2 separate regions of the Homo sapiens genome follow, and region 1 is linked to region 2. Evidence: chromatin contacts called from ENCODE Hi-C or POLR2A ChIA-PET data. All regions are on one chromosome and are shown on one strand. Each heading gives the region's core, a stretch centred on a gene start or an enhancer-like site at or near the end of the contact. The rest is flanking DNA. Distances are from core to core; before and after follow the strand shown.

Region 1 (3,652 bases), core at 610-3,109, 39 kb after region 2:
CTTGAATTATACTCCCATAATTCCCACGTGTTGTGGGAGGGACCCGGTGGGAGGTAATTGAATCATGGGGGCAGTTTCTCCCTTACTGTTCTCATGGTAGTGAGTAGGTCTCACGAGATCTGATGGTTTTATCAGGGGTTTCCACTTTTGCGTCTTCCTCATTCTCTCTTTGCCTGCTGCCATCCATGTAAGAGAGGACTTGCCCCTCCTTGTATTCCGCCGTGACTGTAAGGCTTCCCCAGCCACGTGGAACTGTGAGTCCCACTAAACCTCTTTCTTTTGTAAATTGCCCAGTCTCAGGTATGTCTTTATCAGCAGCATGAAAATGGACTAATACACGGCTCCAGGATTTTTCGAGTTGCCTATTTTTTCAGTATTTACATAAGACCTCATGGTTCCCTGTGGTTCCCCAGCAAACTCATAGAGATACCATGAGATATTTTAAATTCTCAAGAGAAACACAGAGGTACTTAACAACTGCCAGACACTGTACAAACTGCTAGCCTCAACTAGTTCAGTTTTAACATGAGGTCACAAAATTCAATATGAAACAGAAAGTGAGGGTTGGTGGTGCTTCCATAATTTGAGAAGCCGTAGTGTTCTCAACTAGCGTACACAATCTCATTAGTAAGTGTGGTCATCTAAAAAATTTTTTTTCTTCCGATTTATGTGTATTTATTTAAATGTTTACTAAGTAATATATAGGGCGCAGGTACTATTAAGTTGTTTTACCCTAATTACTTAATAAGCAGAACTGGGCCAGGCATGGTGGCTCACGCCTATAATCCCAGCACTTTGGGAGGTCGAGAGGGGAGGATCACTTGAGGCCAGGAGTTCAATACCAGCCTGGCCAACATGGTGAAACCCTGTCTCTACTAAAAATACAAAAATTAGCTGGGCGTGGTGGTGTGCACCTGTAGTCCCAGTTACTCAGGAGGCTGAAGGAGGAGAATTGCTTGAACCCAAGAGGCAGAGGTTGCAGTGAGCTGAGATCATACCACTGCACTCCAGCCTGGGAGACAGAGCAAGACTCTGTCTCTCTGTCTCAAAAAAAAAAAAAAAAAAAAAAAAAAAGCAGAACTGTAGATATTTTCTTTAGGTTTGGAGTGCCATGAAAACATCACTGGGTACCGTGAACAGAGAAAGTTTGGGAACCTCTGCCTAAGAGAACTGAATGATTGTATAAATTTAGCAGTATTTATACAATACATAGCACACTGATTTGCAGTTTTTGAAAGTAAGCGTGTTTCCTCCCCCTTGAAAAAAGGCATTGTCTTAATCGTCTTTGTCTGTCCAAAGACAGAGAATGTTTGCTGAATGGCAGTTGAATGAAAGGGGGAACATTAGCAGCTTGTTACTCCCAGAAGAGCGTGGCTAACGTGTGATTTCAATTGACGGGATAAAATTTGAAAACCCACAAAACAGAGAAGAAAGCAAGGAAATTTTTAGACAGGGAGATGTGAGGAATGGGGCTTTCCCTGTGTCCTGACATGACAGAGCAGACACAATGGCCTCCTCTGTCCCTGGGAGTGGCTTGGCCTTCATGTGAGCACAAAAGACATAAGATAAAATTCCTTGGGCTGAACATTAGAGCAGTTGATGTCACCATATCTATCTCATAATCACCAGTGGAAAACAGCCCATTCGCCTTGAGCAAGCATAGAATTTTTCAGCTGTGTTCAAAGCATTGCCACAGCCATGTTCATTTTGTCACCTGCTTCTTACTTGGTGAAAAGCATGAACATCACGGGGCTCCTGTGCCTGGCCCTGGTTCAAATTTCCTGGCTTTCCAAAAGGCATGCAGGCCTCTCTGCTTTTGCACAAGGCAGTAACCCCTTGACCTTTTGCAGTTTTCCACAGTTGTGTCATATCCAGTCACTCACGGGCAAGCACAATTAGTGGTACTGCCAAGTGCGGGTGGAGAAATGCCAAGGCGGTGAGGAAGTGAATCAAAATGAATTGAAATTACCTGCAGAGAACTGATGAGGAGGACTCAGTCTGCCGCAAAAATCAATGAGTTACAAAACAAAACAAAAAAAGGTCTGCCTGAGAAAATCAATGAAACCCAAACGGGGTGACCATCGAGAAAAATTCTCACATACACACAAGTCATACCTGACCTCAGATGTGCCCAGCAAATCCAGCTCTTGCCCAGCTTGCTAAAGGGAGCATAACCCATCTACCCTCTGCAGCAGGATTTCTCAAGCTTCCCTGTGTATGTGAGACACCTGGGGACCTTGTTAACTTGCAGAATCTGATTTAGTAGGCATAAGGTGGGGGTCTGAGAGTCTACATTTCTAACAAGGTTCCAGGAGACATTTCTGCTGCTGGTGTGTGAACCACGCTGAGTGGCAGGCATCTAGAGGTATGTGGTTTCTCAAAGGGTAGCCCTTACACCAGCATCATCAGTACATCTGGGAGCTTGTTACAAATGCAAATTCTTAGACCTCCACTCCAGTCCAACTGAATCAGAAACTCTGGGAATAGGGTCCAGAAATCTGACTTTTAAGCTCTCCAGGTGTTCTGATGCATTCTAAAGTTTGAGAACTGCAAATATTCTAGATCTGTGTTTTCGTGTAGGTCCATGCCCATCTCTACAATAAAAATGTTTTATGCTAACCGAACCCTAAGGTCTCTTACCTTCCTCTGAAATCACCATCCCTTAAATTTCTATTTTATGTTGTTAACTTTTCAACAGTCATATTTATCTCCCAAATAGCTATTGTCTTGTCTTAGAAATGACATCAAGAGCTGCTTGAGAGCAGGGGCCATACCTTGTGTAGCTCTGTATTTCCAGCTTAGCACAGTGTTTGCCACATGGCATTTGCTCAACAAATACTTCTCGATAGGCTGATGGGTATTATGTGGATTCATGTTGAAGTCAAATATGAAGTGACATGCAGGAATTCATTTTCTAGTTCGAGCATCCTTTTCAACTGAATATAGGCATTTCTGTGAATACCTAATGCTGCATAACAAACCACCAAAAAACTTAATGGCTTAAAGTGACAATACTCATTTATTATTTCTCATGGTTTCTGTGGATCAGGAATTCAGGACACATGTGGCTGGCAGTTCTGGCTTGGCTTGGGGTCTCTGATGAGGTTGCAGCCAGATATTGGCAGGCTAAAGTCAAGCAAAGGCTTGAGTTCCTCTCCACTGATGGCTGCTTGAGTGACCTCACAAAATGGCAACTGGCTTCCCCAAAAGGAAGCAATCCAAGAGGCCAAGGCAGAAAGTCTGAGGCTGTCACTTTGTTTAGTATTCTATTGCTCACATAGGTTAGCCCCAGTGCGAGGTAGGAAAGGACTGCACGAGAGCGTGAATAGCAGGAGGCAAGGATAACTGGAGGTCAGTTTGGAGGCTGGCTGTCGTAGTGGGTATCTTCAGGTAGCCACAGACATTGCTTTTGCTCTCAAGGAGTTTGCATTCCTGAGGAAGACAACAAACAGTAAGCAAGTCCACAAATAGGGATTTAAGACAGAAATACATGTATAAAAAAAAATAAAACAAGCAGGCAACGGGGTGGGATGGGGCTGTGATTTCAGATAATGAGGCCAGGGACTCTATGTGGTCATGATATTTGAGCTGAACGATGCAAAAGAACCTCCATGTGGCAACCAGACAGAGGGAACAGCTTGTGCAAAGGCAC
Region 2 (3,337 bases), core at 812-3,311:
TAGATAGTCAGCATAAGGAACAAAGTAGTTTCAGATGAACTTTTTACCATTGACCCTTGATACACTCTGCATCAATGAACAGAGGATCTCATTAAAAACAGCAACAGCTATTGAATAACTCTAAGCATTTTTAAGTAAAATCTGTCTGATCTCAATAAAATGATCCAAGACGCTTAAGGATCTTTTGAGAGACTTTTTAAGAATATCACCCTGAGGATAACACTGAAGTTTAAGTATTCCAAACTACTATTTCAGATGGCATTTTAAAAAGGACTGCATTCTAGCAAATTCCTTTTTAATTTATACCAGCACAATTTAATACAAATCTTTTTTGATTTATTTACTTATTCATTTTATCTAATTTTATTTGATACAGGTTCTCACTCTGTCTCCTAGGCTGGAGTGCAGTGGCACAATCTCCACTCACTGCAACTTCTACCTCTCAGGCTCAGCCAATTTTCCTGCCTCAGCCTCCCAAGTAGCTGGGATTATAGGCACGCACCACCATGCCTGGCTAGTTTTTGTATTTTCAGTAGAGAAAATAAAATAATAATAATAATAATAATAATTTTTGTATTTTCAGTTTTACCTATGTTAGCCAATCTGGTCTCGAACTCTTGACCTCAAGTGATCCACCCACCTCGGCCTCCCAGAGTGCTGGGATTACAGGCATGAGTCACCACACCTGGCCTATTTATTTATTTAGAGACGGAGTCTCACTCTTCACCCAGGCTGGAGAGCAAAGGAGCAATCATAGCTTGCTGCAACCTCAATATCCTGGGGTCAAGTGATACTATGGCCTCAGCCTCCTGAGCAGCTGGAACTACAGACACACTCCACCACTCCTGGCTAATTCTTTTGACTTTTAGCATAGATGAGGACTCACTGTGTTGCTCAGGCTGATCTTGAACCCTTGAACTCAAGCAGTCCTCACACCTTGGCCTCCCAAAGTGCTGGGATTACAGGTATGAGCCACCATGTCCTGCCCGCAACTTGAAACAAATCTTCAGATAAACTAGATATGGGCTCTCCTGTAATTAAAAAAAGAATGACTGTCGTTCTTATCCATTCTGAGAACATACTCCTTCTCTAATGTTCTAAAGAAGATAAACATATTTGTCCACTATAATTAGGTAGTAGAGTGTTAACTTTGATTATAATTAAGCCAAAGTCCATTTTTGGCCCACATGTCTCTGCCACAAGATAAATAATGATAAACAATTCGGCCCCTTGGGTTCACTCATCTGATTAACTGGAGGATATTTTGTGGTTAATGGAATCCTGATAAATCTATCATGAGCTCATCAAAATTTAAACTTCTGCATTATATCATTAAAGAATCTCAGTCTCAAAATCTTCCAAGAACAGTGAATATTATATTTGGCCACCAAAAAAATCCACTCCCTGTTTTGTTAACTCGTCAGCTCTCTTTAGACATCCACATCCATACGTAAGCACACCCTCCCAGCCCATGAAGTCAATGTGTTTTGGGGAAAGCCAAGCTCCGCCCCTAGCTAGTCAGCCCCAAGGTAAGCAGAGCATTCCTCTCCCTGGGCAGAATAATTGGTTCAGGGATGGACTCCTGATTCAATTGCAAGTCAATTAAATATGAGAAAAAGGTTTTTTTGTTTGTCTTTTGGGGACTTTCTTTTGTCACAATCTGGGACTGAAGCTTTTTGACCACAGAGAAGGAAGATCCAGAAGGAATCCTCTCTCCATATTTGAAACAAGTAGCAATGAAGCCATCTCTTAACCACAAGAGGGAGCCAATCCTTACGTTGAAGCTGACACCATGACAGTAGATAGAGATAGAAACTACGTTCTGGTTGTCCAACAGAAACTACTCTTCGTACACCTTTTTGATCTATAAACGGATAGTTTTCTAATTGATCTATGAAGACATTTTGAAAGCCCTTTCAAATGACTTGCTTTGGTTCAAAAGTACACACTGCTGCATTTCCCCTGGCTCCATAGTCCAATATATCTGTCAAAGAAGGAAATGAGGTTACTGTAATGATGACCCAACCAATTCCTCTTCTTGGAACTCCCGGAAATAAAGCTCACAGTTCAACAGTTTGCAGAATCTCCCTTCCTCCTTTTGAAAACTGGAATGGTAGGTAAAATGGCATTTACCCATATCTGATCTTTTAACATACTCCATGTTTGCTGAGATTACTCACCAATCTCATTTACAAGATTTTTTTTAAGATGTGGAAATATCGGCCGGGTGCGGTGGCTCACGCCTGTAATCCCAGCACTTTGGGAGGCCGAGGCGGGCGGATCACCTGAGGTCGGGAGTTTGAGACCAGCCTGACCAACATGGAGAAACCGCGTCTCTACTAAAAATACAAAATTAGCCAGGTGTGGTGGCGCATGCCTGTAATCCCAGCTACTCGGGAGGCTGAGACAGGAGAATTGCTTGAACCCGGGAGGCAGAGGTTGCGGTGAGCCGAGATCGTGCCATTGCACTCCAGCCCAGGCAACAAGAGCAGAACTCTGTCTCAAAAAAAAAAGTGGAAATATCATTTATAGAAAAATATGCATTTACAACACGGGGGTGTGCTTTACCCTCTCTTTACAATTTCTTTACCTGTTTGGGGTTCTCTCTTTCCCTTTGCCCAGTCGGAGCTCCTTGAAGCACAGTTCTAATTAAGGAAGCATTGTCATCATTTTCTTTCCTATATTAAATTAGATAGAAGTTTCTTTGTCCCAGAAAAAGTCCAGAGGTAGCTCACCCATGGTAGGTGTGGCAGTTTCATAGTCATCATAGTCAGCAATCTTTAGCATAAACCTCATGGTCCAACTGGCTAAGAGTGTCAAGGTTGTCCATATCCCAAGCAGCACGAAGGAGAAAGAGGTGCAGAAGAATGTGTTCTTCCCTTTAAAGGACTGCATTGGTTATCTTATGCTAGGTTATGCTGTGGCAACAAAGTCCAAAATAACAGAGGCTTACAACATATTTTTCTCACTCTCTTCACAAGTTGTCTGTGGGTTGGCTGAAACTCTATTCCACATTTTCTCCCATTTGGGAATTGTTATGGGCTAAATTTGTCACTCCAAAAATTCATACATTGATGTCCTAATACGTAGTAGCTCCGAATATAACTATATTTGGAGATGGGGTCTTTTAAAAGGTAATTAATTTCAAAATGATGTCATTAGAGTGGGTCCTAATCCAATATAACTGGTGACCTTATAAGAGGAAATTAGGACACAGACATGTGCAGTGTGAAGACAGGAGAAGACAGTCATCTATAAGCCAAGGAGAGACGCCTGGAACAGATCCTTCCCTCGTGGCTCTCAGAATGAACCAGCTCTGCAGACATTGTGATCTCTG

The links. A loop is a pair of places that touch in the nucleus more often than their neighbours do. ChIA-PET counts read pairs that join two places held with the same protein, here RNA polymerase II (POLR2A). Pooled maps may share reads with other maps.
Region 1: a map of endothelial cell of umbilical vein shows a loop between it and region 2 (3-fold over the local background). The contact joins two enhancer-like sites. A Hi-C loop is called at or near these places in 7 of 168 maps with a recorded cell type or tissue (Calu3, HepG2, PC-9 and 4 more) and 3 of 50 pooled maps. POLR2A ChIA-PET finds 5 or more read pairs at or near these places in 4 of 52 experiments (AG04449, AG04450, BJ and 1 more).

The regions. Positions count from the first base shown.
Region 1 is chr9:81,561,057-81,564,708 of GRCh38, forward strand. No RefSeq gene overlaps it. Among named protein-coding and RNA genes, the nearest start is that of TLE1, 130 kb to the right of the region's middle. Within about 2 kb of position 1,860, at least 10 of the 41 ENCODE cell types and tissues checked have a DNase peak (open chromatin) inside an H3K27ac peak, as active enhancers do.
Region 2 is chr9:81,521,375-81,524,711 of GRCh38, forward strand. No RefSeq gene overlaps it. Among named protein-coding and RNA genes, the nearest start is that of TLE1, 170 kb to the right of the region's middle. RefSeq lists an enhancer at 1,789-2,988. Within about 2 kb of position 2,062, at least 3 of the 41 ENCODE cell types and tissues checked have a DNase peak (open chromatin) inside an H3K27ac peak, as active enhancers do.